Linked DNA regions of Homo sapiens: region 1 is linked to region 2. A link is a contact called in ENCODE Hi-C or POLR2A ChIA-PET data. All regions are on one chromosome and are shown on one strand. The core of a region is the stretch at or near the end of the contact, and the rest is flanking DNA. Distances in the headings are between cores, read along the strand shown.

The links. A loop is a pair of places that touch in the nucleus more often than their neighbours do. ChIA-PET counts read pairs that join two places held with the same protein, here RNA polymerase II (POLR2A). Pooled maps may share reads with other maps.
Region 1: a loop to region 2 is called in a pooled map, with 7 times the contacts of the local background. The contact joins two enhancer-like sites. A Hi-C loop is called at or near these places in 1 of 168 maps with a recorded cell type or tissue (PC-3) and 11 of 50 pooled maps. POLR2A ChIA-PET finds 5 or more read pairs at or near these places in 2 of 52 experiments (HepG2 and Panc1).

Annotation. Positions count from the first base shown.
Region 1 is chr7:17,137,802-17,141,536 of GRCh38, forward strand. The region is part of intron 1 of LOC107986772 (a long non-coding RNA gene); the gene reads left to right. It overlaps LOC101927609 (a long non-coding RNA gene), which reads right to left. Exons shown (of 12, transcript XR_007060234.1): 10 at 491-564. Among named protein-coding and RNA genes, the nearest start is that of AHR, 160 kb to the right of the region's middle. Within about 2 kb of position 1,674, at least 4 of the 41 ENCODE cell types and tissues checked have a DNase peak (open chromatin) inside an H3K27ac peak, as active enhancers do; they include PC-3, where a contact is called at or near this core.
Region 2 is chr7:17,259,529-17,262,874 of GRCh38, forward strand. All of the region lies in intron 5 of LOC101927609 (a long non-coding RNA gene), which reads right to left. Among named protein-coding and RNA genes, the nearest start is that of AHR, 37 kb to the right of the region's middle. Within about 2 kb of position 1,848, at least 2 of the 41 ENCODE cell types and tissues checked have a DNase peak (open chromatin) inside an H3K27ac peak, as active enhancers do; they include PC-3, where a contact is called at or near this core.

The sequences.
Region 1 (3,735 bases), core at 424-2,923, 120 kb before region 2:
TTTTTTATGACTAATATAACAGTGCAGAACTAAAAATGTCATCTATAAACATTGGTTTCCGTAGATCTGTTCCTCTAAGCAATTTCTTACTGCTTTTTGCTTTTCTTTTAATACATTTCCTGTTTCTAGTCTATAATTTCTGCTTAATTCTTTCCTATATTGGGCCGTCAACTCATTCTGTCATCTGCTTTATTTCCCTCTACATTAAACAATCACTTCCAGAGTACTTTCATTCAATATTTATACAAAAGGGGGGTTTTAATTGAAATTCATTAGAAAAAAAGCTAATTACTAACTTTTTAAAGAATAGATTCTTTTTCACCCTCCATTGAGAGATATGTTACAAGCAATGTGCTAAAACTATATTAGCATGATTTTAACACATGAATTCCCTGATTCCCAATCCTTTCACAGTTCTCCTTTATATCAAGATTTCATAAGCATTATACATTAAAAAAACAGTGAGAAGTACGTAATAGAGTATACCTACCAATATTTAGTATATTGGAGAAAAGCAGGAATACAAACATCCTATAAATGGCAACATATCTGATCATGAGATGACTGGAATAAATAAAAGCACAATTTATACTTAATTTATACTCACCTGAGATGTAGAACAGTTAATGCTTAGTCTTTGATCGCAGCAGAACATACAGATGATTTCTGCTAACATCAAAGATGAAAAGAGCATTAATTGTTCTACTTTTCAGTTGAACATATTATCAACTACAGCAAGACATGATATTCTTTACTTTAGAACTTTACAGTCTAAAGGGAGAATGACAAATATAAATGTAACTATAAGGTAAAATATGATCACTATCATAAAATAAAGGGTTTGATGACCTCAAAGGAAAGAGAAAGTGTGTCTCCTTGAGGGAACCAGGCTAAGTCTCAAGGAGGAGAGACCATTTGGGTTGGACTGATTAAAAAGTTGACAAGAAGAAGGGAACATGCTGAGCAAAGCTAGAGCGGGGAGGTAATAGTGATAGTTAAGAAACATGAACTAATCCAGCACAGGTTTGGGGTAGGTCAGGAGTAAGCAATAAGTAAAAAATTTGGCTAGATCTATATTTATTGAAGTCCTTAAAAATAGCCACCAAAGACTTTTGATTATTTTAACAAAGCTATCTAAGGCAAATTGGATGAAATATTAACATGATTGGGTTAAGAGGTCATCTCAGTTGTCTCTCTAGGTCTAGATTTCAAACGATAGTGTGCATACTTGTCTCTGGAGCAAATAAAAAAGCCAATGACTGTGACTAGGCCCAACCCTTGATTATGATTCACTTCATAAGCTATGGGGCCCAGAAATCCATATTTTTTATCAGGTGACTCTGTGCACATTAGTTTGAAGTTTGAGTGTCTAAGTGAAAGGAGAAAGCCTGACCTTGAGTGTGTCAGAAGAAATGGCTAATAGGTTATAGGTGAGATCAACCTGGCACTCTGACTGTAAAACCTGAATTTTTATACATGACTCAGTTTCAGTTCTGAGGCTTATTTTACTGAAGCATCAAAAACAATCAACGTTTCTTAAACTATACAGTGCTAATTCTCAGAATTGCTTCCTGAAGGTGACTGTAAAACTGAGCACTACCTTAACATACATGGTTTGTGGTTGGATCTAACAGGTTGGGACTAAATTGAGACTGCTTCTTATCCTCCTAATGTCTTAAAAGCCTGGTTGGGCTGCTAAGAGAGATTACAGGAAAAGAATACAGATGAGTTTGAATTCTCCCAGGGCAGGGATATTAACTAATTTGTCTCTTGTAACAGGGTCAATGTTTGTGGAATGAATAAATGAGTGAGTGAATGAATAAACAGGAAATGTGGTTGACTTTTGATGAAAGTTTATAGGACAGTCGTTCAAACACTATCAGAAAATCTAATGTCACCAATGTCCTATAAAATATTGTTCCAGGAAGGCGCTATGACTTTCTACCACAACTGGAAGCAAATGTAACACAAAAAGCAAAAACCTCCTTATTCTTTGTTGGCCTATATCTCCTATCCCAAAAAATACTTCCTTTTTCCTTGGAAAATTCTGGCAAAGATGTCATGAAGCTCCCCCTTAGAAGAGAGCCTCAAGGCAATACAGTTTGCTACAAGGCAAACTTTATTTGCTCCTAAGAATTGTAGCTGCAATAAACTCTGCATGAACAGTATTTACAAATATTCCATCACTTAGTGGAAAAAAATCTTGGGTGCTGCTAAGAATGTGTCTGGCTGGACAATGTTAAATTTTGGAAAACAACTATTTTCTAGGCTGTTTACTAGAATATAACTATCATCAAAATATATTCATGGAGCATTTTTTTTAAAACAGTGAGAATGCCTGTAGTTCAGTAGCTACTGAAGTAATCTCTCCTGTGAAAAGGAGGAGGCCAGCAATAAAGAACAGCATCTCTACATTTATACCCATACAGTATTATTTCTAATATGTTCGACTTGAATTCTCACTTAGATAAATAGATTCCATATGAACCTAATTAACTGGCGTTTCAGTTTCCAAAATGTTATGTAAAATGTAGTGTTTTAAATTGAAAAAATGCAGATGGGAATCTTGAAGGTGTTTGATTTATAGCTGATGCAACAGTTCCTTTTTCTGTTACAGCAGAATACTAACATTATGCTTAGATGATTTAAAGTAGATGCTGTTTATTTTATTTGACTTTCACTAGGATTATAAAGATGACAGTGCTCTACTACAGAAGAGATTTTCTTATTCTAACAGACAAATGCATTTCTAGCCATTATATCACGGCATACATTTTCACAATGTAAATAGCTATTTAATGGAAATGATGAGGCCACTAATGTAGACAAAGTAGCTATTGTCTGAGAGCCCCTGAGTCATCTTGTGTCACAGAAAATATAGTTATTAGTTTTAATCATAACCCTATGGCATTTTAGAAACCTTAGTATCTAACTTCAATATATAGAGATATATAATTAGGAAAATACTTAGACTTAAATTCCACATTGACTGGCATTATAAACTTTGCTTTCTAGTAATAATTAGATGGCTGATCAGAAACTATGTATTACATGGCCTTCCTTATGAAATGAGGCAGCTTTTAAAATTATGTATCATAGGCCAGCTGCAGTGGCTTATGCCTGTAATCCCAGCACTTTGGGAGGACGAGGCTGGTGGATCACCTGAGGTCAGGAGTTTGAGACCAGCCTCGCCAATAGGATGACACCCTGTCTCTACTAAAAATACAAAAATTAGCTGCGTGTGGTGGCATGCAGCTGTAGTCCCAGCTACTCTGGAGGCTGAAGCAGGAGAATTGCTTGAACCTGGGAGGCAGAGGTTGCAGTGAGCCGAAATTGTGCCATTGCACTCCAGCCTAGGTGACAGAGTGAGACTCCATCTCAAAAAAAAAAAAAAAAATGCATCATATACTATTTTAACAATGGTCAATTATCACAGTCAATTCCATTTAAAAGTAATTTTTGATGCAAAAATATGTCATATCGAACTATTTTCCTAATGGGTTACAATATTGACATTATATTCTTAGGCTCTTGCAAATTATAATTAAAGGTATATTCTATCTGGAAAATGAATGTGTCAGTGATTTCTTTCTTTTTTTTTTTTAGATAACTGTGTTTGCCATATGTTTATCATCTAGGCATATGCTGAACTGTTGTGTATGTTCAATAAATAATAAGAATATGAATGTATTTTAGATTTGCTTAGAAATATAATCAACATAGGCTGGGTGCAGT
Region 2 (3,346 bases), core at 598-3,097:
CTAGGGCCTCACTGGTTTGTGCTGTGGGGCAGCACAAGCCAGTGAGGCCCTGATCTGCTGTATGGGCCAAGTGGCGGTGGAGCATCTGTGCAGTGTTCTCGCATCTGCTGAGAAAGTGTAAGCTGGGGGAACTCAGGGTGTGGACATTCTGGACTTGGTCAGGGCACAGTTTTCTTCCTGTTGACTTAGCCCCTCCTTAAGCCTCACAACCATTTGGCTACACAGCCCCTGAGCCCTGACTTGAGAGTTCTCTAGACCAACCTGACTCTCAATTTACTTCCACCTGTCTCCCTCAGGGCACACAGGTACTTGTGAGTCCTATCTCTGACACACAGGAGGCAGATTAAAGGAGGAAGCCACACTCAGGCCTTCTTTTGGTCTACTCTCCACCACCAAGTGATCTGCTCTATTGGGCCAGCCAAATATGAGAGCCTTTGGGGGCATCTCATTCCATGTCACACATCTTCTCCCATGAGGACTTCAGCCTGGAAAGAGGAGATCTAGACACAAGGGTCTCTCTGGCTTCCTCAATCTGCCATTCCCTTTCTCTTCCATTCAACTCTTCGGACCAACCAGACAAGATTTTCCTTCTTCCTTTTTGACTAGAACCTCTTTTTCACAAAACTCTGTGATTAATCTTGCTAGGCCAGCTTCTAGAAGTTTTAAATGGGAAAAAAGGGAATTTAGAAAATCCTCTCAGATATGTAGTTTTCAAGGCTACTGTCTGTCAGCACACTGCCTTTTAGAATATCTTTCCTTCTCTGCGTTTTTGTTGAAATTCGCCTAATTTCCACTAAATTCCCAAGTCCGACTATGGGAAAAAAACATTCACAAGGAAATATAAAAAACATAAGCACATCACATTTCTGAAAATACTATGTCCATATATTATACCTATCCCCCTAGAACTCTATTCTTTCTCTAACTGGAAAAATATATAGATTATACTCCTGTGCTCTCTGAGATTTTCCTTAAGAGAAAACTGAAGTTTGATTTCTGAACTTCTAATGCACTTTCTTTTCATTAATTTTTCCATGTTTATAGATTCTTTCTGGGTAATTAATGTTACATTCCTTAGTTTTCTAATGTTATAAAAATGTTTACTTTTAATTATTAAGCAATTCATATTAATTTCTGAATCTTAAAGATAAAAGCTAACTGAGTTTGTAAAAGCATTTAAATACCCTCTTTGAACTCCATTGGGTTTATTTATTTTCTTTATGACCAGTTCAGTTCACAATGCTGATTTTAATCCAAATATTTGCCTTCCAAGATGCTGGTTGTACCATTTATAATCCATACTGTACCTCTTTGTAGATTACTGCTTGGCATTGCTGCAAAGTGAAAGAGAATTTAATTTTCCTGATGCTGTTTGATTATATTTACCTACTGAAGTTTTCATTGTGAAACAAGCCCTATGAACATTTACAGAATGCATGTTTCCTTTTTTTCTAAACTCTTTCTAGTTGAATTGGTTCTACACCAGTTGTTTTTAAACAGTGGAAATATAAATATATTTTTGTCAAAAGGAAAAATTTGAGAGTGTACATGGATAGCTTCTGAGAAGGTGGATCAAAAATTCAATTACGTGATTTCATCAAATAAAAAAGTAGTAGACACAGTTTTTTCTCTAAGTACCAGTCATATCAATGGGAAAGGATATTTAAACTAGAAGTTATAGACATAAATTCATTTTAATTATTGTGCATTTTCCCTTACTGTTCTATCAGATTACCATGTATAGCAACTTGCCATTCAGCAGTTACTCATTTCTAAGGTTGTAAATGTCGAGAAATACCAGACTATCACCCTGGACTCTGTAGTGTGATTGTTTAATGTGTATGTGGTTTCATACCCAAATGAGTCATTCTGCCAAGAACCTTGAGAATATCGGTCTAGTCTAGAAATTTCAATCTTAATGATTGATACTCAGCTTTGGCATAAGATTATGCATCATTAGAAAGAGGATGTAGGTGTAAAATGGTTCTGTGCAAATACAAACATTATTTACTTAAGCCCACAAAATCTTGACTAGTCATTTCCTCTGCTAAACCTTTCCATTCCCACTATTTTTTAAAATCATCACTTGTATCACCAACTGCTCATCAGTAAACCTCATATCTCTAGAATAATCTCTGCTGTCGTATTTGTATTTCTAGCATATACTATGATGTCTGACTTAGTAGCTTCATAAAAATCTATTGAATGGGCCAGGTGTGGTGGCTCATGCCTGTAATCCCAGCACTTTGGGAGGCCGAGGTGGGCAGATCACCTGAGGTCAGGAGTTTGACAGCAGCCTGGCCAACATAGTGAAACCCCATCTCTACTAAAAATAAAAAATTAGCCAGGCATGGTGGTGGGCTCCTGTAATCCCAGCTACTCAGGAGGCTGAGGCAGGAGAATCGCTTGAACCCGGGAGAAGAGGTTGCAGTGAGATGAGACCATGCCATTGCACTCCAGTCTGGGTGACAGAATGAGACTCTGTCTCAGAAAAAAAAACAAAAACAACAACAAAACAAAACAACCCGAAAACCAAAACCAAACCAAAACAAAAATGTATTGAATGAATACTGACTTCAAGGTACTCAGGAGAAAGCCATCTTGTATGTACCTCTGATATTTTCATCCAACACTTCTTTTCCTCAATCTTTTTCCTAGGTATTTCTACAGCTTCTAGGGTTTTGTCACTGTTCCTCACAATGTTCTCCTATTTTGTCAACCAGTAGATATAATAGCTCTGAATGGTCATATATATGTTACTGTTATCAGCGCTTTTGTTTTACAGGAAAATTGAAGAGAATTGGAGATTTTAAATTTGGGAGAGTGTCTTTGGGAATATCAGTCAATTGAGGATGAATAAATCTGCTAGTGATCATCATACCAATTCATATGAAAGTTTTAAAAAACTGGATATCAATTTCACTGCATGCTACTCTTTGGGGGCTCCAATCTTTAGAAGAGTTTGGACTCAACTTGGTAAACACATTTTGAACCCAGTACACCTCTCAAGAAACATCTTGATGAGCATGATATAGAGGGCATACCTTGCCAAAGAGTAAAGATATATATTTTATCTTTAATGAGAAAAATGCTGATTTTTCATGGGATAAGAACAGGAAATCCTTTTAGAATCATCAAGGGCAGCATCAAAATGGGAGATATAAGATGGAAAGTTTGATTTGCCTAGGAAGAGGAGAGTAAAAATGCTCTTTGAGTTTCGGGATTTGGAAAGAAAAAATGCCCACTGCTTTGCTTGAGCCAAAATCAAGGCTGTAAGACAGCTGATATGTTCAGTTGTTAAATTATAAGCAATTCTATACTGGTTGGTATAATAGCTGCTATATTT